7 separate regions of the Homo sapiens genome follow, and all the other regions are linked to region 7. The links are chromatin loops, found by intact Hi-C in ENCODE. Cell type or tissue: Calu3. All regions are shown on one strand.

The links. A loop is a pair of places that touch in the nucleus more often than their neighbours do. Peaks named below come from ENCODE experiments on the same cell type or tissue, not always from the same donor. Only the 100,000 strongest peaks of a DNase experiment are listed, where the experiment ranks them.
Region 1: a loop joins it to region 7, with 2.5 times the contacts of the local background. A loop is called at or near these places in 3 of 110 quality-filtered maps.
Region 2: it touches region 7 in a loop (3-fold over the local background); 7 of 110 quality-filtered maps call a loop at or near these places.
Region 3: a loop joins it to region 7, with 7 times the contacts of the local background. A loop is called at or near these places in 49 of 110 quality-filtered maps.
Region 4: it touches region 7 in a loop (12-fold over the local background); 58 of 110 quality-filtered maps call a loop at or near these places.
Region 5: a loop joins it to region 7, with 6 times the contacts of the local background. A loop is called at or near these places in 26 of 110 quality-filtered maps.
Region 6: it touches region 7 in a loop (7-fold over the local background); 6 of 110 quality-filtered maps call a loop at or near these places.

The regions. Positions count from the first base shown.
Region 1 is chr2:180,752,326-180,756,325 of GRCh38, forward strand. The region is part of intron 3 of SCHLAP1 (SWI/SNF complex antagonist associated with prostate cancer 1); the gene reads left to right. Among named protein-coding and RNA genes, the nearest start is that of SCHLAP1, 62 kb to the left of the region's middle. In Calu3, no CTCF peak of the experiment used is centred here; a DNase peak (open chromatin) is centred at 1,966.
Region 2 is chr2:181,570,939-181,574,938 of GRCh38, forward strand. CERKL (CERK like autophagy regulator) reads right to left here. Exons shown (of 13, transcript NM_201548.5): 3 at 2,815-2,946. Among named protein-coding and RNA genes, the nearest start is that of CERKL, 84 kb to the right of the region's middle. In Calu3, CTCF peaks have their summits at 863 and 2,408 (motif pointing right); a DNase peak (open chromatin) is centred at 2,403.
Region 3 is chr2:181,465,167-181,469,166 of GRCh38, forward strand. The region is part of intron 2 of ITGA4 (integrin subunit alpha 4); the gene reads left to right. Among named protein-coding and RNA genes, the nearest start is that of ITGA4, 9.8 kb to the left of the region's middle. In Calu3, a CTCF peak has its summit at 1,692 (motif pointing left); a DNase peak (open chromatin) is centred at 1,675.
Region 4 is chr2:181,056,830-181,060,829 of GRCh38, forward strand. It overlaps UBE2E3 (ubiquitin conjugating enzyme E2 E3), which reads left to right. Exons shown (of 6, transcript NM_006357.4): 4 at 864-996; 5 at 3,836-3,983. Among named protein-coding and RNA genes, the nearest start is that of LINC01934, 65 kb to the right of the region's middle. In Calu3, a CTCF peak has its summit at 1,995 (motif pointing left); a DNase peak (open chromatin) is centred at 2,012.
Region 5 is chr2:180,982,024-180,986,023 of GRCh38, forward strand. UBE2E3 (ubiquitin conjugating enzyme E2 E3) reads left to right here. Exons shown (of 6, transcript NM_006357.4): 2 at 1-213; 3 at 2,020-2,070. The coding sequence starts at 20. Among named protein-coding and RNA genes, the nearest start is that of UBE2E3-DT, 3.0 kb to the left of the region's middle. In Calu3, a CTCF peak has its summit at 2,038; a DNase peak (open chromatin) is centred at 1,918.
Region 6 is chr2:181,102,302-181,106,301 of GRCh38, forward strand. No RefSeq gene overlaps it. Among named protein-coding and RNA genes, the nearest start is that of LINC01934, 20 kb to the right of the region's middle. In Calu3, a CTCF peak has its summit at 2,407 (motif pointing right); a DNase peak (open chromatin) is centred at 2,420.
Region 7 is chr2:180,123,713-180,127,712 of GRCh38, forward strand. EPCART (ERG-positive prostate cancer associated androgen responsive transcript) reads right to left here and starts at 1,482. Exons shown (of 4, transcript XR_923634.3): 1 at 968-1,482. In Calu3, CTCF peaks have their summits at 800 and 2,001; DNase peaks (open chromatin) are centred at 749 and 2,009.

The DNA.
Region 1 (4,000 bases), 630 kb after region 7:
GTTCTAGAGATCTGGATTTTGTTGATATGGAGGATTACATCAATAGATTTGCAAATGTTAGGCCAGCCTTGCACTCTTAGTATAAAGTCTACTCAGTCATGGTGTGTAATTCTTTTTAGATATTTCTGAATCTGTTTGTTAATATTTTGTCAAGGATTTTTGTGGTGATATTTATGAGGGATATTGGTCTCTATGGTGTCTTTTGTTTTATTTTTGTATTTTCTTTGCCTCATTTGGTATCAGGTTAATACTGGTCTCATAACATGAGTTGGGAAGTATTATATTCCCTCCCCTTCTGTGTTCTGAAGGAGACTACGTAGACTTGACATTAATCCTTCTCTAAATGTTTAGTAGAATTCTCCATTGGAACCATTTTGTTCTGGAGATATGTTTTCAGGAGCTATCAAATTATATGTTCAATTTCTTCAATGCCTGTATGGCTATTGAGATTATCTGTTTTATCTTAGTTGAATTTTGTCAGTTTGTAGTTTTCAAGGAATTAGTGTAATTCTTCTAGGTTATTGAATTAATGAGCATAAAATTATTTATAATATTTCCTTATTATCCTTTTAATGTTAAGGTGCAAAATCTGTAGTAATTTTTTTTTTTCTCGCTCTGTCACCCAGGCTAGATTTCAGAAGTGCTGTCTTGGCTCACTGCAGCCTCACCCCCCTGGGCTGCAGCGATCCTCCTGCCTCAGCCTCTCATGTATCTGGGACCACACCCCACACCTATCTATTTTATTTATTTATTTGGAAGACAAGTTCTCACTTTGTTGCCCAGGCTGGTCTCAAACTCCTGGGCTCAAGCGACCCTCTCACCTTGGCCTCCCAAAGTATTGGGATTACAGGCATGAGCCACTACACCAAGGCTTGTAGGGATTCTTTTTAATGAAGTAAATTTTACAAAAGTAAATGCACAGATATAAAAAGCACATTTTGATGTGTTTTAACAAATATAAACCCATATAACTGCCACACAAATCAAAATGAAGAATTGAAATTTCCTTAACCTCCTTGTCAGCCAATAACCCTTACAGCTAAAGAAACCAATGCCATGATTTCCGTCACTCCAGAACAGATGTTTTAGGGCCCTCCAGAGAAACAGAACCAATCGAATATATAAATATACATATAGAAGAGAAGATGTATTATGGGAATTGATTCACGTGATTATGGAGGTAGAGAAGTTCCACAATATGCCATCTGCAAGCTGGAGAACCAGGAAAGCCCATAGTGTGATTCAGTCTGATTCCAAAAGCTTGAGAACTACAGGAGCAGATGGTGTGACTCTCAGTACAAGACGCAAAGCCTGAGAGCCTGGGGAACTCCTGATTTAAGACCAAGAAGTCAAAGATGAAAGGAGTTGGGTGGTGCAATTTTCAGAATCCAAAGGCCAGAGAACCTGAAGTTCTAACGTCCAAGGGCAGAAGAAGATGGGTGTCCAGCTCCAGAAAAGAGCAAATTTGCCCTTTCTCTGTGTTTTTGTCCTATCAGAGCCCTGAGGGATTGGATGATGTCTGCCTACATTGGTGAGGGTGGATCTTCTTTACTGGATCTACCGAATTGAATGCTAATCTCTTCTGGAGACATCTCACAGAAATACAGTCAGAGGTCACTTAACAATGAAAATATATTCTGAGAAATGTGTCATTAGGTGATGTTTTTTATTGTGCAAGCATCATAGAGTGTACTTACCCAAACCTAAATGATACAGCCTGCTACACACCTAAGCTGTATGGTGTAGTCTGTTGTTCCTGGGCTACAAATCTATGTAGCGTGTTACTATACTGAATACCGTAGGCAATTGTAACACAATGGTAAGTATTTGTGTATATAAATATATCTAAGCATAGAAAAGTTATAGTAAAAATATACTACAATTGATTTTTTTTAATGGTCCACCCATGTAGGGCACTTACATGAATGGAGAATGCAGGGCTGGAAGTTGCTCTGGGTGAGTCAATGAGGAAGTGGTGAGTGACTGTGTAGGCCTAGGACATTACTGTACATACTGGAGACTTCATAAACACTGTACACTTAGGCTACACTAAACTTAATTTTTTTTTAATTTGGCTGGGTGTGGTGGCTAACAGCTGTAATCTTAACACTGGGAGGCCAAGGCAAGAGGGTCACTTGAGCCCAGAAATTCAAGACCAGCCTGGGAAGCATAGCAAAACTCTGTCTCTGCAAAAAATTTAAAAATTAGCTGGGCATAATGGTGTGCACCTGTGGTCTCAGCTACTTGGGAGGCGAGGCCAAAGGATCCCTTGAGCCTGGAAGGTCAAGGCTGCAGTGAGCTGTGTTTGTACTAGTGCACTTCAGCCTGGATGACAGAGCAAGATCCTGTCTCAAAAAAAAAAAAATTATTTCTTCGATAATAAATTAATTTTAACTTACTGTAACTTTTTTACTTCATTAAATTTTACACTTTTAAACTTTTTGACTATTTTATAATAAAATTTAGCTTAAAATACAAACACATTGTACAACTATACAAAATAATTTTTCTTTATATCCTTATTCTATAAGCTTTTCTCTATTTTTAATTTTTTTGTTTTATTTTATTTTTTATTTAAAAATTAAGACACAAAAATACACATTAGCCTAGGCCTACAAAGGATCAGGATCATCAATATTACTGTCGTCCTCCTCCACATCTTGTTCCACTGGAAGGTTTTCAGGGACAATGATATGCATGGAGCTGTCATCTGCTGTGCTAACAATGCCTTCTTCTGGAATGCCTCCTGAAGTATTTGTCTAAGGCTCTTCTTGAGGAGGTGTCACTCTTTTCACAAATATGTCCATGGTGGTTTGCTTGTTTTTTTTTTGTTTGTTTGTTTTTTAACATCATGAAATTGCCTGTAATCAGATAATGCACCACGAGCATTTCTTTCTACTAGTGGAAATATTTCATTGTTGGGTATATGTTTTCAAAATTTTTAAGAAGCTTATTGAGGTTTGCAAAAGCTTCTGCTAAGCCCTTCACTGTGAATTTTTGGGAGTATTTGTCTTCTATAGTTCCCTTTTCTCTTGTCTCTTCTTCAGCTACGCATTCCTGTTCTATTTCCAATGATTCCTCATTAGTCAATTCCTCAGGAATCACCTCTAGGAGTTCTTCAATGTCATCTTCATCCACACCTGGTTAACGTTGTTTGCCATATCAATCACAACCCTGTTGATTTTTGCAACCTCTTCATCCTTAGCAAATCCTGTGAAGTCATGGATGACTCTTCAGTGTCTTCTTCCAGATACAATTCATACACCCCACGGCAACATCACCCCAAGTCCAAACAAGGTTCATGATGCAGTCACAGATGTTGTCTTTCCACAATTTCAGTGTCTTCCTCAGTTGCAGCAATAGCCTAAACTAAGGTCCTCCATAGGTTGTAGGCCTTAAAAGCTGTTATAACTTCTTGATCTATTTATTGAATCAAAGAGGTGATGTTTGGAGAGAGAAACACCACTTTGATGTTGGGATGAAGCTCACCAGTAAAAGGAGGATGTGCAAGAGCATTATCAACAATGAACAAAACCTTGAAAAATATCTTATTCTCCAAACAGTACTTCTCCATTTCACTGGCATAGCAATTGAGGAGGGCATTGGAAGAGGAGCTGGGCTGTCCATGACTTCTCATATTGCTCTTGTAGTACACTGGCCTGTGTACTTATTGATATAAGTACAATATTAAAATAAATACAATGTGTGCACTTATTGATGTGCTGGAAGGCCCTGGGGTTCTCACTGTGCCAAATCACAAAGAGTTTCAATTTATAGGCTATAGCATTGCTCCCAAGTGGGACTGTTATACTGTCCTTATGAACCTTGAAACCTGGCATTTGTTTGGCCTCCTTGTGGGTGAAAGCTCTTCAAGCATTCATTTCCAGAATGGAAAGGTTTCATCTGTATTAAAAATGTGCTTGAGCAAGTATTAGGTTGGTGCAAAAGTAATTCCGGTTTTTGCCATTATGGCAAAAACCGGAATTACTTTTGCACCAAC
Region 2 (4,000 bases), 1.4 Mb after region 7:
CATGCAGAAGATATGTCCTCTTTCTGCTTTACTCTTCCATATACTTTCAAATAAAGTACGAATTCGATCTTACTATGACATAATTTTTGAAACTGAAACTAACAGTATTATGACCACCTTTCTGTAGTATAATATACAAAGTTTCAAATATATTATTTCAACTACAAAAATAACACTGTAAGATAGGCAGGAAGACTAAAACTTTTCAAATATTCACAGGTTTATTCAAGAAATATTTTTCATAAATATTGAGCCAATATGCATACTAAAATGGTTTTATAAGCAAATGATGTAATTTTATAAATTTGCCTGTAGGAGGAGTGTTAGGCAGCTAATAATTAGCCATTCTGCACAAATGTAAGTAAATTCTAAATTTGCTTTACGGAATATTCTATTGTTTTATGTTTAAATATGGTACTTAGTAATATTTACAAATTTAGAGAAAAAAATCCTAGAACATAATAGTTTTGTCTCCAATACAATTAAGAAGGAAAGCACATTTAGATGATTTCCTCTGCCTTAGTTCAGGCCTTGTATATCAGTTTTCTTGTCTCCAATCTCTTTTTCTCTCTTCCTTTTTAATTTTAATTCTGCTGGTGGAGTCATCTTTGCCAAACCAGATTGCAACAGTATGATAAAAAAAAATTTACACCAACTGTGGATCAATACACGATGAGTAAACTGCTGAGTGCAGCTTAAGGATCCATCCATAACCTGGAATTATACCTCCTGTAGTATACATTGTTGAGAGCCTTCCTAGAAGTCATTTTGCCCTTTCTTCTCCCTAACAGAATCCAGATTCAGCTGAGGCATTTCAGTCATCAGGAAAAGGGGATCTGTCCTCAGCCCCTGGGAAGAGTCTTGATGGTTAAATAAATGATTATTCCAGATTGACTGCGCTAATACAGTATCTGTGCCCAAACTTAAAAAAGGAAATTTTAATTCATCTTCAGGATTAAAGCATGTTGGGTCTCTCTTGCACACATATGCACACCTCTCCCCATCCCACTGGATATTAATAAGAAAGGATGAAATTCACTGGCAGCTATTTTATGATGATAGAGTAAGATTTCAGATAATGTAAAAACTGAGGAAAGTAGAGCAAAGTTATGGCACAAACTCTCCAGATGTATGGGTGTAACACACATGGACTCTCTCACATACACACACTCTCTCTCTCCGCCCCCCCTCCCAACTTTTACAGTACATGCCTGTTAGCCTGACTTCCTTCCCTCATTTTTTGTCTGCCTCTTAAAAACTGCCTAGTTCAAATGCTTTTCTTGAATCTTCCGATCAAAATATCACCTCTGAGACATCAAAGTTCTTTTATGTATACCCCAGTTATAATGGTTTTAAGCATTTTTTTGAATCTCTAATAATGTAGAAAGTCATCCAAGTATGATAGCTTATTCATCTCGCATCCTGCACTATGTTGAACACAGAGCAAGCATACAATGAGATTCCTGAAGTGAATGCTATATAGCAATATCCATGTTAAGCTGCTTTGTAGTATTCACATGTAAAAGCAATGAACAAAATAGTCATTGAGTATGCCAATATGTTTATTCAACTTTTAATTGTCTCACCCTAATACAAATCTCAAACTTTTCCTTCAGCCAATCTTTGGAAATCTTCAGTAGAAAGAAAACATAAATCTGAATTTTCTCTTTTACTTGTAAATCACCTCTAAATAAGCCGAAGGTCACAAACATAAAGGTTAACTTCTTCACTATAACTTTATTTTAATTCAAAAATTCCTCTTGAGTTTTTCATGGTAGTTTCTCTCGAACCTCTATAGTTATAGGCACATTTCATGGGGGCTGACCTTCCTACAAAACTTGCTTTTTTTTTTTTTTTGAACTTTCTTCTACCTCAATCCATCAGATCACTAGGTGTAGGTTTCAATGATATTATTAACATCTTGAAACTTATCTCCTTTGTTTACAGCTGAGTAAAGCCACATCACTGTGAATCCCTTCCCTAGGAATCTATAACTGGGACTAGGAAGTTCCAATTGCACTCTGGGCTTGTCCCCTGAGTAGGCTTATTTTATAATACTTTTCATCAATTAAAATTTATTGCAAATTTCCACTGTTAGCGAAGCCACATAGAAATAAAGCTAGGAAGGTTGCGATTCTCCATAGCATCGACTCTTCTACTCAGTTCCCCACCATACGAAAATAAGTCTCAAAGAAACAAAGAAATGTGACTACCAAATTAAAAAAATCAAAAAGGATATTACTAATCATCTATTAAGTTTAGCATTAACAAGTTTCTATTTTCCTTGGCACAAACCTAAGTACATTTCTTAGTTTAGACAACAAATTTAAGCTTCTAGCATCTCTAAATTCATCTATTAATAAAACCAGCAGTTCAGTGCTTAGTTTTGACCTAACCACCAGGGGTCAGAGTCAGAACGAAAACAACCCAAGGAAGAATTCCATGGAAAGACATCAACTATATAAGTGAGCAAAAAATCAATTTCTTGCCTAACTGCAAAATTAACGTGTAAGTAGCAAACATCTCCATGAAGATGTAAACAAGTATACAGCTTCCTTTGTAATTATATCTAACAATTGTTTAAGTCTGAAAAAATATCTGAAAAAATTCTAAAGAGAAAATATTAATATTCTAATAAAAATAACAAAAATAATTAAATTATAACCCTCGAGCTGGCTGCAGTAGGTTATGAAGACGTAAAAATGCTATAGATATTACAAGTAGTTTCCCAAGTTTGCATTAAGGACAAATTCAGATTATTTTGCTTTTGTATGTTTTTGTAGATGGTGAAATTATATTCTGAAAATTACTTACTTGTTACATCAGTTTTTATTCCTGCAAGCTTCAACAGAGGTTCAACCTTCTCATAATAAACCTGGGTAGCTTCTTTTTTGTGACTTTGGGGGTTAAGGAGTATTTTTAATGACTTCGGTCTGTTTGGAAAGCCTAAGAAGAAATTTTAAAGACAAAGTTGTAAAGTCCTTGTCATCATTTTTTTTCTTTCCCTTTAAAATGACACACAAGTCTGTTAGAATGTTATATGCATTTAAATAGTATTTGCTATTTTTATTTGAAATTCTTGCAAGAGTATTCTGAATATAACTTTATTTGAAAACATTTTCCTAGCTGTGAAATAGGTATATCCCTCTTAAAATAAATCATGAGTTAGAACAATATATTTAATTTATGAAGGAAGATGCAAAAAAAAGAGGCAACTTTGTGAATATTAGGCAGTGCTATGTGTATTTACCAAACCACAATATATCAAATGTTCTTTTAGCATTTGTTTCTGGAAAAAAAGCAATGGACTGTAACAAATAGAAGGGTACATTTCCTCTCCTTAGCTAAATGTGCTCATTATTGGAATTGGGCACCCCAGTGACCCCAGGGCTACCAACGCCTGACCTACTGATGAGTCCAGTGCAGAACAGAGGAAGCAGGGATGGGTCAGTGTCAGTACCAAGTGCAGTGCATGCTGGGAGTTAAAAAGAGGGTTTCGGTCAGAGTTCAAGCCTGAAAAGGGGCCAGGGGAGAAAGAACTCTTTTGGGAATTGGGAAAGCAACGCCTCTCAGCAGGGATTCAATGATAGTGCTGCCTCACAGTTGGGGCTGAGATTTGATACTACAATTTTCTGGGCTTGCAAGATGCTTATCTCTTCGAACCCAGTTGGAGCAGGTGCAAAGCAAATTTTCTGTTGTTAGGAAGGGGCAGGAGGGACTGAGGAGCAAAAAGAAAGCTGACAACCGTTTCTTTTACGGTAAGCTGCTCTCAGAGGGCCACGTTTAAAGATTAAACAAGCAGTTATTAACATCTATTTTTAATAAAAACCATTACTAAAAAGACAAGTGAAAATTGTCCACTACAAGAAGTCAGTGTTTCATACATCAAGTAGAGAGAATATTTTACTTCTCATTATATTTGATACAATAAAGTATTTCAACAGGACATACTGTTTTGATTTTAGGGAGAGTTTTAGACGAGGAAGAGATAGGGTCATGA
Region 3 (4,000 bases), 1.3 Mb after region 7:
GTCTGTTTTCTTGCGGAAGTTTTCTAGAAGTCATTAGACTACAATCATTTTGTCTGCCAGTCATTGTCAATATCACATTTTATCCTTTAAACTCTGCCCAGAGAAACGTCCTTTGATATCTGTAACTCCTCATCTCATTCTGATCCTCTATTGGCCAGGATAATATGATACATTCCTCACTGGTTTTTCTCATGTATTTTTAAGCCTTCCTATCTTCCTGACCTCCTTTAATTCTTTCATTGCTGTCTTTTTTTCTTTTTCTTTTTCAACCATCCTACCCTGTGGATTCCAAAACCAAGCATGGAACTTTAATACTGACCACCAAGCATATTTCCCTGGAGTATTTTCTGTTTACATTTTTGTATTTTCTTGTTTCAAAGATAGACAAAGTGGCATCCACACATTAGTGATTGTTTTTCAAATGAATTTTTAAATCCAAGAGATTAATTGAAAACCATGGAGGTTCAGAATTTTCTTTCCTTATTTTCTAATGTTAGAGGTTTAAATATGCTCTTTTAATAGGTTGTTTCAGAATAGTATAGGTTTATTCAAAATGTCCATAGTTGAAAATAATGGAAAAGTACTAACAACTAATTGTCTGGCAGCATCAGATGGTGGTTGATAGTGTGAGTTTTAATCCCTTCCTTCCCCACTTACAAGTGGTGTGACCTTGGGCAAGTGCTTAGTCATCCCTTGTTTCAGATTCTGCATCCATAAAATTGGGATGATAATAGTATTGTCTACTTCATAGGGATGTTATGAAAAGTGAGTTAATACATGTCTTTGCATGTATTAAAACTGTGGTACGTAGTAAGCATGCAATAAGTATTAGTAATTAGAGACTAACTTTCCCTCTTTAAATTATGCTTACAAAATGTATCAGCTGGGGCACATTTTTCAGCTTTAGTTATTAAAAAGACTTGCGTACGTTTTCTGTGGGATTTTGAAGAAGTCCTGGCAGAGACCCCAAACCTAAAATCAAACCCAGAAGTGACCTAGTTGTTAGAGTTCTGAGGCCTCATGATGACTCAGGATCAGCCCAGATTTATAAAATTGCAACCATAAAGCTTGGCACTACTCTCTGGGGACATTTACCTCTTGAACTCTTTCTAAATAGAATAGAATAAGATAAAAAAAAATAGCTGAAATAACTGGCTTTTTCAGGACTACAATTATATAAACTGTTTCTCACATAAATTGAGCATGATTATTGGCCATTGTGAGATTTTATTTAGGCAATATGAAAAGATGACATTTAAACACATTTTTTTAAAAAAACATACTTTGAGAATGGTTTCCAACTTTGATGTTTTGCTCTTTTGACTCTTATTCTCCACTAGACTAGCTGGAGGAAAAGAGTTCTAGAAGTTTGGTACTTTTATGTCCTGTATCACCTCTAAAACCCAAGGATATTTTACTTTCCATCACCCAAAATTATTTTTATTGTAGAATTCATAAACATCATTATCTTTTAGAAACATTGCCACCAGGTTTAACTAGATGTGTGAAAAGAGTACATAGTTTAATATAGTCAATTATTATATGAATTAGTATTAATGGATTTAGTAAGTATTAGGACTTAAAAGGAAAAACTAAATTAAGGGGCCATTTTAATTAAAAAGCTAAAGACTGCTGATCAATTCTTGCAGCATTGTGAGCGCCCTCTGCTGGCTCAGTTCAAAGCACCATAATGCACGTACCCTGAGGAGCAGAGGCATTGATTATTTATTGACCACCTACTAGGTGCCAGGCATTCTTGCATACACAAGCATAAGTTTTCTGTCATCCTCATAGCCCTGCAATGGTAAATTTTGTCATGTTCTCATATTTGAATTGATTTTCTCACTTTTAATATATTTTTCCTAATCTGAAGTTATGTGAGTGAAGGGATTATATACTTTAATTATTGCTTTTATAAAAAATATCTTGAATGAATGACTCTTTATAAAATATGGAATTGGAACAAGGGTCATTCATGTTTTAGGATTAAGAAAAACTTTAGAGTGGAACAATTTGAAATGTATGGGTTTTGTCTTACAATGGAATAGAGCTTCAGCTTAAAAAAAAAAGACAGTTGGTGGAAGGTAAGGGCTTTTACTGCTTTTCTGAAACTTCACATCACATCATGAGTTTTGAAAGATCAGGTAAGTATATATGTTGTCTTAGTAGCCAGAAAGCCAGACTGAGAGCCCCAGTCAAATGTCTGAATTGGTGGGGAAGTGACAGTACGATGACGCAGGTAGATAAAGCAGGCATTTACTTGCATTAGAAAGTCCCAAGCTCTCCTAGCCAAAAAGTATTTCACTAGCACTGTCAAAAGTTATATAGAAAGAAGACCTTAGAGTCTGACCTTTTCCCTGGTCCTTCTTTCTTTAGTGGAAATGCCAAAATACTGAGAACCATTCTAAATGGAGGAAAAGAGCAGGGCAAGATAGGGAACAAGTAAGTGACCTTTTTCTTGAACAAGTGAAAGTCGATTGTACAGTCTGTGGGCATATTTGCTATATTTTATATATTTTCAGCTAAAAGCTTCAGAAAGTGGAATAGATTTCAGTTAATTCATATGTCTGGAATATTTCTAGAGTTCTATGCTATAGAGTGAAATAACTTAGAGATCAAAGATGCTATTTTTTAATTCTAATCTTTCCACTTACGGATTTGGGCAAGTTATTTGATTCCTTTAAGACTCAATTTTCTCTTCTGTAGGGTAGGATTAATAATACAGCAATCCTCTGCTACTACTGTGGGTGTAAAATGAGTTAATGTGTATGATTACAGTTCCCCAATAATGATATGCCACATATATTTTATGAGCCAGGTTATATGCTGCATTGCATGTGCAGCTTAATATGCTTACATTAATCTTTAATATGATGATGCCAATGGCAACTAACATTTGCATGTTTTCGCTGCCAGGCTGTCATCCAAGCACGTCACACATATCTCATTTACTCCACAGTCCTTGCAGAAACCCTCGGAGATAGGCATCTTCTGAGGACCCCAGCTGATTCTGTCTTAAGTCATCCCACTCACAAATCATCCTTTGTAAAGATCTTCAAACTCAGAGACTGTTTCCTTTCAGACCATCTGTTACTGTCTTAAAATTGAAGAAAATAATATTTTGGAAGAGAAGTAGGGGAGAATCATAGTAAAGAGAAAAGACCTCTCCAAAGCTTAGATCTCTGAGAGTTTGGTGATAATTATGCAGTAGTACATTCTAGTAAAGGATTTTTTTGTGGTGATATAATGTATTTCAAAATTCCCTCCCTCATACATACTGAGTTCCTGCCTACTGCATGTAAGGCACTATCTTGAGCTGTGGGAATGCTGCTGTCAACAAAAGTCAATCTGCCCTCATGGAGGTGACATACAAGGTCAAATATCTAATCTCCCATAGTCCCTGTCACACTTGGAGCAATGACACTAAAACTGGTGATATGAATAAGAATGAAAGGGGGAGGAGTAAAGAATGTATTTAACTAGCTTTGTAGTATTTCTTTGATCAAAATTCCTGTTCATTTGCATTTATATACACATTTATATATGCTGATACACATCAGTAGGAAGAAATAAACTGTAGTAAGCATGCATTTTTACATTTTCTTTCCCAAATTAAAAAAAATAGGAAAGAGAAAGGCTTAAAAGGAGATGGTTTTTAATGTGGCTTTGTTTTTTAAATATCTAGTGGAAAAATGCATTCAACTGTGGAAAGAATTAGTCATTCTAGTTGTTTAAAAGCAGGGAAAATTATCACCATGTTAATTTCTGCTGACCTCTTTTATGTTAAACCATGTAAAGTACTTTTTCAATTATGGAGCTGATTTGATTTACTAAGAGTTTAGATGAGTAATTTATGAACTGAATTGAAAACCAGATTATAAATCACTTCAGCCTGACATTTGGATAAAATATAATCTGAGGTTGTTTATGGTGTTCTGTCAGAGAAATTCATGAGAATTAGCTCTCATGGCAGTTCTAATAATCGTCATTTTTGACCAAC
Region 4 (4,000 bases), 930 kb after region 7:
GAAAATTGGATAGCAGTTTGTCTGGATGATGAAACTTAACATCACCAATGAGGTACAGGTAGGTGCTGTGTGCCTCCAAATGTGATACCATGAGAAGGACACATACTATTTCAGCCAGACACCTACTATTTCAGCCAGAAATGCGTTACATGAATCAAATCATGAGGAAACATGGCAAGCTCAAAATGATGAGCATTTTTTAAAAAAGAAGACTAGATTCTGCAAAAAACGTTAATGTTATAAAAGTTAAAGAAAGGCGGAAAGGACCCATATTAAAGGAGAATAAAGACACAGGAAATAACGTGGTTCCAAGACTGGGTCCTGCATCGGAGAAAAATTAATTTTTTAAAAGGGTATTACCGAATCAGTTGACAACATTATAATACAAATTGTACTTTAAAGAATTGTATTAATGTATTTACTGAAATTGTAACTGTATTGTAATTTATAGGAGATTGTTTTTAGGAAATGCACACTGACATGTTTATGGGGAAAAGGCCGTGTGCAACTTTCAGGTGACTCAGAAAAAAGTATGTCTCTATGCATGCTTGCAGGTTTAGAGGGGTGTGTGTTTCGGGAGAGAGAGGAGCAAATGGGGCAGAGCAGAATGCTAATGGAGACTGGGTAAAGTTATACCAATTTTCTTTGTACTTTTCTTGCATTTCCTCTGTAAGTTTGTAATATTTCCAAGTAAGTTCATACACACATGCACATGCAAACACATTGGGGCTTATTTCTTTTATACTTATTTTACTTCTTATTGCTCTAGATTGCTAATTTACCTTTAACACTTCCCTGGTTTTAGGATATTAACATTCATTGCTAATATATGTACATACTGATTTTTAATTTCTTTTAAATAGTGCTGGGCCTAAAGGAGATAACATTTATGAATGGAGATCAACTATACTTGGTCCACCGGGTTCTGTATATGAAGGTGGTGTGTTTTTTCTGGATATCACATTTTCATCAGATTATCCATTTAAGCCACCAAAGGTAAGAAGCTTGAAGTGCATTCTTTAGTATTTAATCCTTCTCCTCTAAAATCGGTTATTCTAGAACTTAAATGTGTATTGATGCAGTTATTTTGATTTCATTGCTTTTCATGGATTGATATGGAAATTTTCGCATAATCAAGAATTTTAAAACAGTAATTGACTCCTTTCACAAATAATTTGTAATAAACAGAAAGAGTTTAATTCTTAATTGTAAATAAAACTATACCTTGCACATCAATAAAGCAGATAAATTTTATGCTTATGAGGGAGAAGATCCTATGAACCTTCATTAATACCTTAATTAATAATACCTTAATTAACTATTAAGGTATTAATGAAGGTATTAGGATAAAAAGTAAAACTGTTTGACAGCTTCCAGAAATAAGGGTTTAATAATGTGAATTTTGTGCTGAATACCTTTATAGATAAGCAAAAACTTCATAGCCAAGAAGAGGGAAACTAATAATATTTAGTAAACTCATTTTGTACCTTCTGTGGGTATGATGTAGTAGTGGAAGCAGAATGCCTGAGTTTTGTTGGCTCTGAGTTCATTTGAAGTATGAATTAGATGGATAACAGAGAACGGGGTGAGTTGTGCCTTCTAATGACCATCAACTTTGCAAAGCTTAAATATAACAATTACTTGAATGGCTCCCTCCGCTAACTTCTGTTTCTACAATGGTCAAGTCAGCAGGTAAAAACCACTGGAATTAAGCATGAGCATTATTATGCTGTTGTTACAGAGATGTCTGACATAGCAGGGGAAAGTGTATTTTCAAGTCCATAGCCCTTAACTATGGTGAAATGTTTTTCTTTTCCAACATGGTGACTTTTGTTCTCTGTACTTTTAAAAATTTATGTTGCAGTCTATACCATTTAAAATTTATGTAGCCTGTGTGTATATGTATATGTGCACATAAACGGATTTATTTTGTGAATAAAAGAGGGTTATTTCTCAGTAACTTATTGTCTAACAAGGTAACGAGTGCCATCTAGTGGTATTTACCCCAAACCGCAGACACCATTTACTCTCAATTACAGCTGTTAGTGTTTAAAGTGCTTTACCGTGTGGTCCCATCAGCATGTAAGATCTTGAAATTATTTTTGCATATGGGGAAGATTAATTGAAGAAAAAGACTCTTAAGTTTTCCTGGACACCTTTTAATGAAAAACAGAAATTGGCTAATATAAGAATTTCACACTATATAGTACTGTATATGATTTGCCGTAATTTTGATGAATATAATGATTATAAATTTAGCATGTTGGTTTTTTGCTGAAATTGCAATATATCATCTAATTCTTTAGTGTTCACTCTGTTGCTGAGATATACAGTATTAACCATTAAGATCTATAGTTGGACAAATGAAAAATAAGATTTCTGGTATAATCTTGGTATTTGGAACAATTATTTCTCTGCAATGCTAAATCTTTTTGAAGTTTGGAAAAGTTGAGCTTCTTGAAGGATAATAAATATTTAATAGAAATCTGCTCATGAATGCTATTCTGTTCACTAGTTATAGCTGAAAATATATTTGTAAATCACATATGTATTGAGCAGTAACGTCAGTGATCTGAACATAAATTATTTCTATATTCTAGAGCAGCATTAATGGAAATATAGTAAAATCTACATGTATAATTTTAAATTTTCTAATAGCCACATAAAACATAAAACAATTTTAATACTATATTAGTTAACCCAACATATTAAAAATATTGTCATTTCAACATGTAATCCGTGTAAGAGTATTGTTAATGAAATCTTACACATTTTCTTTTTGGTACTAACTCTTTGAAATCTGGTATTTATTTTACACTTCTAGTTCGTCTCAATTCACCTTGCCACAATTTAAGAGCTGTATATGCACATGTAACTAGTATATGCTGTATTGGTCAGAGCAGTTCTAGAGGGGCATACTCTCCTCCTCCCCCACTAAACTAGTGTGTTGGTCCCCTACCCCCTCCCTGTCATGCATTCTTTTCAGGAAGACACTTTTGAGAGCATTTAATGTTTTCCTCCCAGATTCAACTTTTGCGCTCACAGTACACTGCTAGTTTTCAAATGATCAGAAATTTTTTTTTTTCTCGGCAACTCCAATTATGAATTAGCTATCCAATTAGTGTTTGTGATTGTTTTGAGACTTGGCAGTGTTTGTTCTTATGATTTATCTTCTTTTCTCACACATTTCAGGGATATATTAGTTTCCTTTATCCAGTAGCTAAAAACCTTGTTTATTTTATTTTAATATTTTAGCCTAACAAGACAGTGAACCAGCTGTAGAAATAAAAGGCTAAGAAACAGAAAGGCAGGTAGTGTGAATGATTTTACCAACCGTCTTCTAAATCCTCCAGTATTTTCTAACGTTTGGTAAGAAATTAGCTGAATTGATACTGATCTTTTCTAGTAAGAAACTGATGTAACTTTTATGTTTTAAAAAAAAATCTTCATCAGTTCCTCTTACCTTCGGCACCAAAACATTTCTTTTCTTCCTCACTTTCTGTCTTTCTGTATGTATGTGTACACACACAGTTGTATATGCTGTGGATGTGTATGCAAACAGACGTACCCACACACATAGATGGAATTACTGTATCAGTTATTTAAGTATAACTGATCAGTTCCTCACTTTAGTTCTTTCTATACAGGGTAAAAACAAAAAATTTTTTTCAACTGAGTCAAAAGCATTTAATTTTGTTATTAAACCTAATCTAAGTTTAGCTCCAGTCAAATAATTTAGTATCATCTATGATATATTACCCTTCATTTTTTTTTAGTGTTTTAATTGGTAATACAGCATTCATTTTCCTTCTGTTTTTAATGTGACTGTGCTTAGGTTACTTTCCGCACCAGAATCTATCACTGCAACATCAACAGTCAGGGAGTCATCTGTCTGGACATCCTTAAAGACAACTGGAGTCCCGCTTTGACTATTTCAAAGGTTTTGCTGTCTATTTGTTCCCTTTTGACAGACTGCAACCCTGGTAAGCAAATCTTTATT
Region 5 (4,000 bases), 860 kb after region 7:
AAGAGATAACTTCACCAAGATGTCCAGTGATAGGCAAAGGTCCGATGATGAGAGCCCCAGCACCAGCAGTGGCAGTTCAGATGCGGACCAGCGAGACCCAGCCGCTCCAGAGCCTGAAGAACAAGAGGAAAGAAAACCTTCTGCCACCCAGCAGAAGAAAAACACCAAACTCTCTAGCAAAACCACTGCTAAGTTATCCACTAGTGCTAAAAGGTAATGTGTAAAAGAAGGATCCAGCACACTTTGTCAGGTTGTCTTCCAGGTGGTTGGACGCTTTTGTTGGTTTTACCTCAATAGCAGTAGTTCAGAAATATTTACTTCATTATCAGTTTAATTGTACTTGAATGAGTTGTCATTCTTTAGGTGGTATGTAAGCAACATTACTAGAATTATACTTTTAAGCAAACTTAATTCTGTACTTCGGTAACTTCAGTTAAGAGTGTCCTTGAGTAGAGATTAGACTAACATTCTGACAGATTGTTTAAGGAGTTGGCAAGGAAAATTTGGTGAACCCAAATTAGATGGTACTTTGGGGATGTTCCTTTTATGAGTCATAATCTTCTTTAATGAAATTGACACTTCCAGAGATTAGCAGTGCCTCTCTTCATGAAACTTAATGATCAGAAATGATCATATTTGCTAGAAAATTTGCAAATTCAGGCCTTTGCTATATTTGAAAGCAGATTTAAAATTGTGCTGCAAATCTGCTTACAGTTTTACAAAACATGACTTTCAATCGTATATCACAGGTAACTTTCCTGGTTAAATTATGATTATCCCTTCCTGTGCTTGTGAGGGCAAATCAAACTGAAAAGTAGCCCTTTACAATTTGAGGTGTCACTAGTGATAGAAAACTTGCATTGTCCTTGGGCCTCTTCACTCTGAAACTTGTGGATGTGCTTGACAAGTTAATACTCAACAGCAGGAGAAACATATTTAATTGGATGTAAGTGAAAGATCATTTGTTTCCTATTGATTGATGTTTTCTGATGGAGAAAAAAAGATTCTGTCAATGAGACTCTTATCAGTGGTAGTAGTAGTGGAATATCCACAAACTCTAGTAATTATACATAAAATGTATAATGTTTACAGCATTAACCAATTTTGACATTTTGTTAATTTTTATTGATAACTAAAGGAAAAAGAATATAAAAACTGATCAAATATTGCATTCTGTGGTGATTCATAAATACTCATATTTTTCTATGGATTTTCACCCTTATTGTCTCAGTAATGAAGTATTAATAACTTGATAATATTTTTGAATGGCAGCAGTCTTTGACATAATTTAAAATTCTCAATTTGGTATAGTGTTGATGCGGAACATATTAGACACATCTAAAGTTTTGAAATCATCTTAAATTTGAATCAAATCAGAGAACTGCTTTTCTCCCCCTTAACTCAGGCCTATGTATTTTCTCCTCTTTCTCTCAATGTTTATTAAATTTAAGTGCTGTACCTAAAATCAGGGAAAACAGAAATGGTTAAATTAGAATGTCAAGTAGTCTTTGAAAGTTTTTCACAAGTAAAGATATTTGTAAATTTTAAACTTTTTTTTTGACAGATAAAATATTGTCAGAACTGTTAATGTGCTCTTGCAGTAGCCTGTTAATTTTTACCTCAGTAAAAGTCACTTCAAGTCCTTGTCAAATATTCCAGTGCTTTCCCTCCTCCCTTTTTGTCTCATTTGCATATAAGCTTGAAAAGAGAATTTCTTTGGTAAAAAGTGTTTTGAAATAGATATTATATTCTTTACTGAGTACTAGTGGATGAGTATTTCTCCAATCAAGTGTAAATGACTTACTTGTTTGCAGCAGCAAGTGAGAAAAAAAGCTGCAAAGTTTCTGTTAAGGGATTTGGGTTATGCCTCTGAGAACAAAGAGGAAGCAGCCATGTTAGCATTACTGAAGGCAGAGCCAGCCTTGCATTTAACTGCATGGTGGTAGAGGGCAGTGTAATTCCCTGGTTATTCTGTAGACTATATCAAATCCTTTTTGTCTCTTCTCATTTCACTAACAGAATTCAGAAGGAGCTAGCTGAAATAACCCTTGATCCTCCTCCTAATTGCAGGTAAGAAATGAATTTTGTTGTTTTGGTTTCAAATTGTGGAAAAATACCAAGAGATTGATGTATTGTCTGGATATGTGTGCAGCAGAGGAGACAACATTTGCTTCTTTACAGCTTTGCAAGTGCATTAAACAAAAATTGTAGAAGGTGAACTAGATAAAATTGGGAGAAAAAATACTTTTTAGCATAAGTATACATTGTGGATTTATGAATATACTGATTTTGTGCTTCTGATATTCATATGAATGGTGCTGATTTTTGTTCTGATGTATTTCTGTAGAGGGTGTTTTTTCAGAAGTATACTGAAGAAACTTCTAAAATTTTGCTAAGCTTTAAAGTTACTGCTTGTGTGTGCAATCTGAACTGACCTTCCACATTTAGAAATTGCTGAATGTGGTGTTACAAAATGTAAATGCAGTAAATAAGCATATAGTTGGTTCTGTTTGATTTATTCAGTTACTAGCCTTAAGGACAAATTTTATGGGCTAAGCTAATGGTTTTAGTGGTCGTTTTCTACAGAATGCATTGTTGGAATTATTTACGTTTTAAGCAAATGTCCTAATTGCTTGGGAACATTTTTAGTAATTTTGGTGGTTGGAATATGTGTATGAAAAGCAGTAAATGAATTGGAATTGTGGGAATTCATTTTAGTGGAACTCAGGTAGATGAATTTAAGATTATTGGTTGGTATAAGATACATTAAAAGTAGCTGGTTGATTATTTTTTCTCTAATAATTTTTTTCATTTCATTTGTATAGCGCTCTATTCTTTTTTTAATGACTATGGCTTACAAAATTGAACACGCATAGAAAACAATATTGTAGATAGTTTGTGAAGAGATATGTGCTCAATAATGCGAGTGGCTGCAAGGAATTAGGCAGTTTTATGGTTTGATAGGACAATGTTTTCATGTTTAACCTGTATTTTTGCTACAAGTTGTATTCACTTGGGATGATCAGACCCTGTCTCTGAAGTCTGCTTGTGATATAATAGGGTATAATCCAGTTGCTTCTTATTGTGTATGTTAACTGGATCCTCAGATAAGGTGATTTGATCCTGATTTATCCGATGAATGAACAGTTTGCTTGTATTTGTAATTTCAGTTCAAACAGGAAACATGAATGTAAACTAATTTTAAGGAGATGGTGGTATGTGAGATCTCAAAGTATTACTTAAGAGCTATGCTGTCCGGTAATGTAGCCACTTGCCACATGTGGCTATTGGCCTCTTCAGTTGTGGCTAGTCCAAAATGAGATGTGCTATAAGGGTAAAATTTATACACATTGGATTTTAAAAACTTAGTACAACAAAAGGATGTATAATACTGCATTGACTTAAAAAAAGTTCATTAATATTAAAATAATATTTTGGATATATTTGGCTATATAAAATGTTAAAATTAATTTCACTTTTTTACTATGTTAATATGTTATTAGAATATTTAAAATTACGTATGTGACTTGCATTGTATTTCTATTGAACAGTGCCGCTTTAGAGAACAAGTAAATGAAAGTATTTTCCCTCCAGCCTTCTAAATGGTGTGTCAAATCTGTAGCCATTTAGGGAGGTCAAGTTAAATTTGCTCCCTGGAAGAATCACTTAACTTGCAGAGTGTATTCTGATATTTCCCATTATGAAAAATGTAAAGATCTATCAATTCAGAACTCTTAAATGTTTTAAAATTGCATGTAGGGTCAAACATTTTTAAAGGTTTCTGTTGATTGTCTGCAAATGAAACAAACTAATGTACGTGCATAAATCTAGAGAGCCTAGTAGACATGTATTAAGTGCCCTCAGAGCAATAGCCTAGTGTTGCAGTTGCCAAAGAAATCTACTTTACATGTTTAACTCCGGAATGTTTCCTCAAGGTCACTGAGGATTATTTTAGAGGGAGTAGAATCTTTCAATGAGATAGGAGGTTTCACTTGTCTTT
Region 6 (4,000 bases), 980 kb after region 7:
AAATGTTTAAAATCATATTTAAAATAGTATGTAAATTAAATCAGAAGTAAGTTTGCTATGATGTTTTTCAGTGTCAATGCTTATGCTTGTGAGCATCGATGCAATTTTGTCCAAAAGCTAGCTATGAGGATGAACCAAGGACCAACCTCGTCATGAGAATATCTCATTTTGCAATATTACTTCTTAGACACATGTTCTTCCCAATGCCTTTGCCCAAACAGAACCTGCTCACTTCTGATTAGTGAATAGTCTACATTATTCAATAATATTTTCAATATCTCAAATACTGAGTTCACAGCATGTGTTAATTAAGGACATCTTTTAACCTCAGTAGAATATAATATTGATTTCATGCCTGGTTCCAAACAACTATCTATTTGTAGTTAATAAGTTTTTTACATATCATTTAAGAACTTTTTATAGAATTTAGCACCTGGAAAAGTGGCATTGCTTATATTGACCTTTAAAACACTGAATAATATGAATATCAACAAATGAAGAAAATAGGCATATCAGTAGTAGAAAGTTTTTATCAGGGCATGAAACAAAAATCAAGTATTCCAACGTATTTTTCTTGTATTAGGGAGCTGCAGATATACTGCCTTTTCTGTGCCTCACCCATGCTGGGCTTCCTTTGGTGATCTTGCATGCCTGCTCCAGTCCCATTAGGTCGGTTTCTTCAGGTCGCATGAGCCAAAAACCGTTGAATTTTTTCCTCTACAACCCTATTTTACAGCTTCCCCTGAGTACTCAAGGTTTTCTCTAGGACTTCTCAGATACGTTCTTTTTTTAAGGCTTAAAGACTAATAAAAAATAAAGAACTACTAAATCAGGAGTACAAAAATAATGCTTTATGTTAAGTGTTTTGACAGATGAACATTTTAACACAAAATTTTACAATGGACCCTTTTCTTCTCCTAGACCTATCTGCCTCTCCCTGTGGCAATGGGTGCAATCTCTTTTAGAAGATTAAGGCTGAAGTCTAAAAACACAATCCTTTGTGAAAGTTGAGGCTGGGTTCACAAGGTCCCAATCCCATTCCCCTTCCTCCTCCTCCAGGGCATAAAGAGACACTGCCCTTTATGCATTCCCTACTTCTTTTCATCTCCTAATAGTTCTCAACTTTTCTACCTTTGGACATCTGGGCATCAACTAATGCTGTCTCCAATGTACTTACGGTTCAGCCAGGAGCACAGAGAGCCTGAGCTATTCCGACTGTCTTCTTGAGAATAGTCCTCAACCCAGGCCTGTAGAACTTGTCAAAGTATGAGAGAGAAATGGTTTTAGTATTTTATTACTTTAATTTCTGCTTTTTTACAATAATTTCTCCCTTTAAACTACTGCATTTCTTTTGACAGAGAAAGAGTGAAGCTCCTATTTCTGTTATATTTATAATAAATTTACATTCACATTAAATGTGACAAATATTTCTTTAAATGGAAAATTTGGAGGGTGGTTTTTTTGATTTATAAAATCCACAGAGAAAAGATTTGTTAAATAATGTGCCAGTTTTTAGATTTAAAATTTATTTAATTTAATTTAATATATTAAATTTTATTTAATTTTAAATAAATTTAAAAAACATAATCCTTTGTAATTGTGATTTAAAATTTATTTAATTTTAAATAAGTAACACATTCACATGGTTTAAACTACAAAACTACAAAATGTCTCCCTTACACCTTAGCTTCCAACTCACCTAATTCTCCTCTGTTGAGGTAATCTTTTCAGCTTCTTGTCTATCCCTCCAGAGATACTGTACACATATAAAAGAAAATATATATCATTATACAAGTGGTAGGTCCCAAAACATGATTACACATCTTGCTTTTTCTTCCACTTTAGCCAAATGTCTTAGAGACTGTTCCATAGCAAGACATAAATATTCACTTCATTTTTACTTATGAATTACCATAATTTATATAAATAGCTCTACTGATCAATAATGAGTCTCTTAAAAAATAATGGTATAATCTTGTACTTATATCAGGTCACACACAGGAAAATACAGCTGTAGGTTCTCTAGTGTAAAATACATCTCTAGAAATTCAACTCCTTTTTTTAAAAAAAATCAGGGAGTTGTTATATCGACTATAGAATTTTCATGTACTTAATAAATGTGTAAAGAGAAATGGTTTTAAACGGTGTTTTAATTCAAATTGGTAACATGCTATGAATTTTATGAGGAAGTAGATCTTAAGATATGAAAATTATATGTGTACTTCTTTTTGCTTTTGTTTGTTAGTTTTTATTTTCTCCTCCTTTTTTTCCTTTTTATTTTCATGGTCTTCTCTTTTTCTTTCCTCCCGCCTTTCTTACTTTTCCTCCGCTCTCCCTTCCTTCCCTCTTCTTTCCTTCTATTTGGTTTCTATCAATGGTCAGATTGAGAGCCGTGTAACCACTAGGTGGTGGTACAAGAACATAGGGAGAAGTATTTTTGTAAACAGACTGGGAATTTGTTTTGATTTCCTACTCAGTTTTTAAATTGCTATACCCTTGGGCCCTTAAATACCTCCTAAGGGATGCCATTGTGATTGCTGTTTAGTAGTTGAGCCAACATAAAATTGATGTTGAGCTTTACAACAGCTGTTATAGACCACTTTATGTTGATGCTGAAGCTTTTTAAAAATGCTGCTTGCATGAAAACGTTAACTCTTCGGTAGGAATCTGTTAAGTTTTCGGAGAGATTCGAAGGCCTTGCTTATATTTCTGGCTGATTTACAGATCTTACAATGTTGCAGTTGAGACTACTTAGAATATATACTCCTGCTTTATTTAGCTGACTGAATTTTCAGTAAAGACATGACAGTTTCCTAGCTACTTTCTATGGAAATGACAAAAGGCAGCTGCCCACTATGATTTTACCTTATTGACTGCAATTCAGTGTTTATGCACAACCTTGTGACATTGATCTTCATCTTAATGGCTAAAATATATTTTTTAAATGTTTTGAAATTTGAGATAAAAATATTTTTCTGTATATGAATTACCTTAATTTTTGGAAATGTACCTTTTCTCTTTTAATATTCTGAATATGTGCTTAGAAATTTTGGATCAGTTAATTCTCTTTAAACCACAGAAGAAAGTAATCCAGTATCAATATTGAAGAATCTTTGCTTACATTAGAACTGTATGATCATTTCAACACTTAAACTCTGCTGAAATTCTGTTTAATGCATTTAGTACAAGAGTGTGGTTGTAGTTATCCTGTAAAACATTCTTCTCAGAGCTGGCACACGTTCTACACTTATGTAGTGTCCTTGTTGGATTTGTAGAAACGGATCTACGAGGGCTCCCCTGCTTTGTCTTAGCATTTTTATGTCAACTTGAAAATCCCTATCTTTCTAAGAAGTAACCTTACAACAAGGTACTTACTGATTTACTTGGATGAGTCAGTTATTTTTGGATAAGTGTTGATGCATATCACCTCATTCTCATAGGGATTGAGGGTTCTACATACCATTTTTATTAGCATTCCCTGGGTTAGAAAATACTGTTGGCATTTTAGCTAAGTTGTCTTACAGGTTTTGATGATAATAGGGCTTTCTTACCATTTAACTTGTAGTCTTCCTAATGAAATTCTATGATTTGGTATCTTTTAACATTAAACTTGAAGACTTCATTTAAGGCATTTGGTGTTTAACTAAAAGCAAAATGGCTTCTTTGTACCTGTTTACACATTAGGAAAAAAAACAAAAAATGAGCACAGACTCCAACTCCATGGAAGAACACTGTTAAAAGAAGCATCTCTTAGATGATGAAAGCATTATAGCACTGTTCCAGTAAATAGCACCAACTGCAGCTGATTCTTTGGTTTTATTAGGAAAGATAGCACATTTTGTGATCTGCAACGTTTAAATCAATTGAACTATAGTGAAATCTCTCCCCTGAAATATCTATTACACAGCTTGCAACCTTTTGTTTAAGAGATTAAGTTTGCATCTCCTCATATTATCTCCTTGTAATTGGAAAACTTTCATTTTGACAGAGAAAATGTGCC
Region 7 (4,000 bases):
GTTGACCAATCATATGATTAGAAAAAGAAAATTGCTTCTGATTAATATCCATTGAGTTCAAACCATTTAGTGAAACAGTTACCCTTAAACTATCAGCTCATCTAGAACAGAGTTTTGCAAACAACATTTTGTGGGCCAGTAAAACAGATTTTTAACACCTTGCATTTTTACCTCTCTGATCCCTTCTCAGAACCACCAGCAGATTTGACAACTGTTTTCCTCCTTACTCTGTCTCTTCCTTGACTATACAGTAGAAAATAGAGAATTCAATTTATTCAACTCTTTGTAATGTATGTGGTTATTTGAATCCTGTTGTATTCATACAGAACATGAGCTTTGTTCCTATATTTTCATATAATTGTTAATAAGTTATAAGAAGGTTTGAGGCTGTGGCATATAAACACAGCACATAAACATATATTTCTATATAACATAATCTTCCCACTTTTACTACATATTTTTACTAGACTGTTCTGGAAAAGCTATTTGTACATATTTCTTTGTGCACACAAGTTCCTCAGCTAACGGCTTTGCTCTGTTTTTATAGAACATGTTGTATATGGTTAAAAAATGTCTTTCACATAAGCCACATTTTTCCTGTTTTTGTTTACTTGTCTGTATTGCACCTCAATTAGCAAATCGTGCAGTCTTCTCTCCCTGTCATAATAACATAAACTATCTCCATTTTAGGCTGTTCGATGTAAAACAAAAATCCCCAAATTTCCACTAGATGGTGCTATGAGAATGCAAACTTCTTTGGTCAGGGTATATATAAAATCCTCAGTTATTGCAGCCTGTTATTTTGGCTTGTGAAACAGGTCTGCCCCCCACTAAATTAGATGCACAGGGATGATTTAATATTTAGTTAAGAGACGATGCAATATTTCCCACAAGTCTCTGAGGAGCCCAGGCAAAACAATGAAGAGGCATTTTTCGTCTAATCCTCATCCATACCACTTCTTCTTACCTGGCCTTTTTGGTATGCTACTCCATAGATACCTAGGAACAACCCCATAGTGGCAACATCTTTTGACCCCGGTCACTGCCACCGTCTATGGCTTCTTTACCCAGTCTTCCCTCCTTGGCTGGAGGGGGCTAATGGATTTATTACATTACTGACTGTCAGCAATTATTTTTTGACAATTTGTTCAGTGGTTTTCAAAGTGTGATTTCCCAGACCAGCAGTGTCATCTGGGAGGTTGTTACAATTGCAAATTCTCAGACTTCAGCTCGGACCTACTGAATTGGATGGGAGTGGAGACCAGCAATCTGCATTTTCACAAACCTCCCCGAGGTGATTCTAATGTGTAGGAAAGTTGAGAACCAGTGTGTTAAATACTTCCTGGGAACAAAACTGCCTTATCCTATTTGGATTAACCTCATTCCTGAAAGCCCTCAAAGAACAACTTTAAAGGTGGATAGGTGGGTGAAGAAATTTTTAAAGGTGTTGCCAGGTACAGTGGCTCACCCCTTTAATCCCAGCACTTTGGGAGGCTGAGTCAGGTGGATCACTTGAGCCCAGGAGTTCAAGACCAGCCTGGGCAGCATGCTGAAACCCTGTCTGTACAAAAACAAACAAACAAAAAATTAGCTGGGCGTGGTGGTGCACGGCTGTCCCAAGCTACTCAGAAGGCTGAGGTAGGAGAATCCGTTGGGCCCGGGAGGTTGAGGCTGCAGTGAGCCAAGATGGCGCCACTGCATTCCACCCTAGGCAACAGAGTGAGACCCTGTCTCAAAAAGGAAAAAAAAGTTTAAGGCGAGCATTTGTTCTACTTGGCCTACTCTGCTTTCCCTTTGGGTTGCTCTGCTCCCCTTGGGCTGCTTTGCTCTCCCTTTGGGTTCTGCCTGTCACTGAGGAGTCCTCACTGCAAAGGAATAGTGAAGCCTGTATCTAATGTGTAAATGTAGGAGAGTATGATTAGTAACTCACTTTTTTTTTTTTTTTTTTTTTAAAGAGATGCCCAGGAAGGCAGCCAGATGGCAGCATCGTTCCTACACTGTCTCTGCACTCCCAAAGGCAGTTTCTGGCCCTTTACTGTAGTCAAAGGAGATCGCGTAGCAGCGGTCGTTTATTGGCTAGGCTGTTTGTCTTTTTTCTCTACTGCAGCATGAGTCAGAACCCACAGAGAGAACCAGAGAGGAACAACCCGTTGATTAATGGGTCAGAGAGCTATGTAAGACTGTGATCTCCTATTGTCCCTGTTTCACGGAACAAATGTGGGGGATGCTACAAAGATTCAACACTAGGTAGACATCTAATGAAGCTGGGTTGCCATCAATCAGTTCAAACAGGTGTCTGGAATAGCTGTGTCTTCTGTCTTTTGATAAACACTGAGTACCTGCACATACAATTCCCTGGGAGCTTTTAAATCTCCTGATGCCCAGGCTGCACCCTAGACCAACCACATCAGAATCAGGAGAATGGTTTTAGGGCATCAGTACAGCTTTAAATCTTCCCAGGGGATACTAATGAGCATGAAGGGCTGGGAACCATGATATTAAAGACGTTGAGATGAAATTTGTGGCAAAGTTATTTCAATTGAGAAACCTGGGTTATTGTCTTATACCGTACTGTCAATTTCAACAGTGGAGTTTGTTGTTTTGGCCAGTTTTGATCTTGGCAAGTTTCGATATTCGAAATGGATTTTGTTGTATGACAGAAGGGGGCATCATCTCCTCTCCACCCCACACCACCTCCTTCTCTCTTTCCCCCTCCTCCTTCTCACTTGTTGTTCTGTTTTGTGTTTTGTTTTGTTTTGGAGGGGTGAAGACTGAAAATTTAAAACTGTGGCTACAAAATGGGCATATTACTGCTACTTAAAAGAAAAATTCTGACCAAAAATATATAGTCAATATTCTGAGTTTAAAATATTCTAAACTGTAAAAACCTTCTGTTTTTGCCTTCTGCCACATGTTCTTAGGTACCCTCAGGCTACAGTCCTTATTTTAAAGGATATGATAGTAAGAAAGTTACATCAGCCTTGATGAAAAGCTGTGAATTTAATCTTAGGAGCTCACACTGACTAGAGAGAATGAAAACATTCTATCATAATTGCTTGAAAAACTGTAGAACTACTCACTAGAGTTGGATATTGGTCTATAACCAAAACTCCTTTTGTATGGAACAAAGTGAGTTTCATGAAACTCTTTGTAAAAGATTTTCTTTATCCTGGAAAATCCTATATGTTTCCATGTAAAATTCTTAATAATAGGTAGAATGAAAGCTGGAGGGAAATATAATTGTGACATGTGAAGTATGAAATATACTTCAACTTAGTATAGAAGTATAGGCTTAATTCTTTGCACCAAGGGGCATCTAGAAACCATCTCCAGAAGCTTTCGGTGATACCTTATTAATCCTTCTCTAGGTGTACCACTTAGGAAATGTAAATGGTACTAAAAGAAATAATTTGTTAGGTCCTTAATCCCACAAAAGTTGATTAAGTCATTGTCTGTGAATAAAGACTAGGTGAGAAAATTGGGAGCTTTGGGAAAAGGGAGCCCAAGGAAAAAGTGGAACAGGCTGGAAAAAAAGGAAAGTGAATTAAAGAATAGGGAATCAGATTTCTTTTCCATTTTGACTTAAGGATATGTCAGGGCCAAAACTATAGAAATTTGAAATTGGTTCATTTAGAGGATCAATGCTCTTTTTTCAAGTGATTTTTTTCCTAAGTGATTCTTTTCCTAAGCAAGTCACACTGATTTTTTGGTTTCCAAACTCATTGACTTATGGGCAGTTTGGAGAATTAAAAAAAGGTATAGACTACTAAGGCGTCTTGTGTACCAGACAAAGGTTTCTTGGATTCTGAGGATTTATTTCATTACTATAGATATCTCTAAGGCAGCATGACCTATAAATAATTTAGGCAATCTCCTACATATGGAGAAATAATAATTAGGAAGGGGCAAACTTTTGAAATTACAGTTTAGATTTAGTTTAGATTTAAAATTGCACACACAGTCTCCCTAACAAACGTTAAGCACTTCTGTCTGTTGGAGA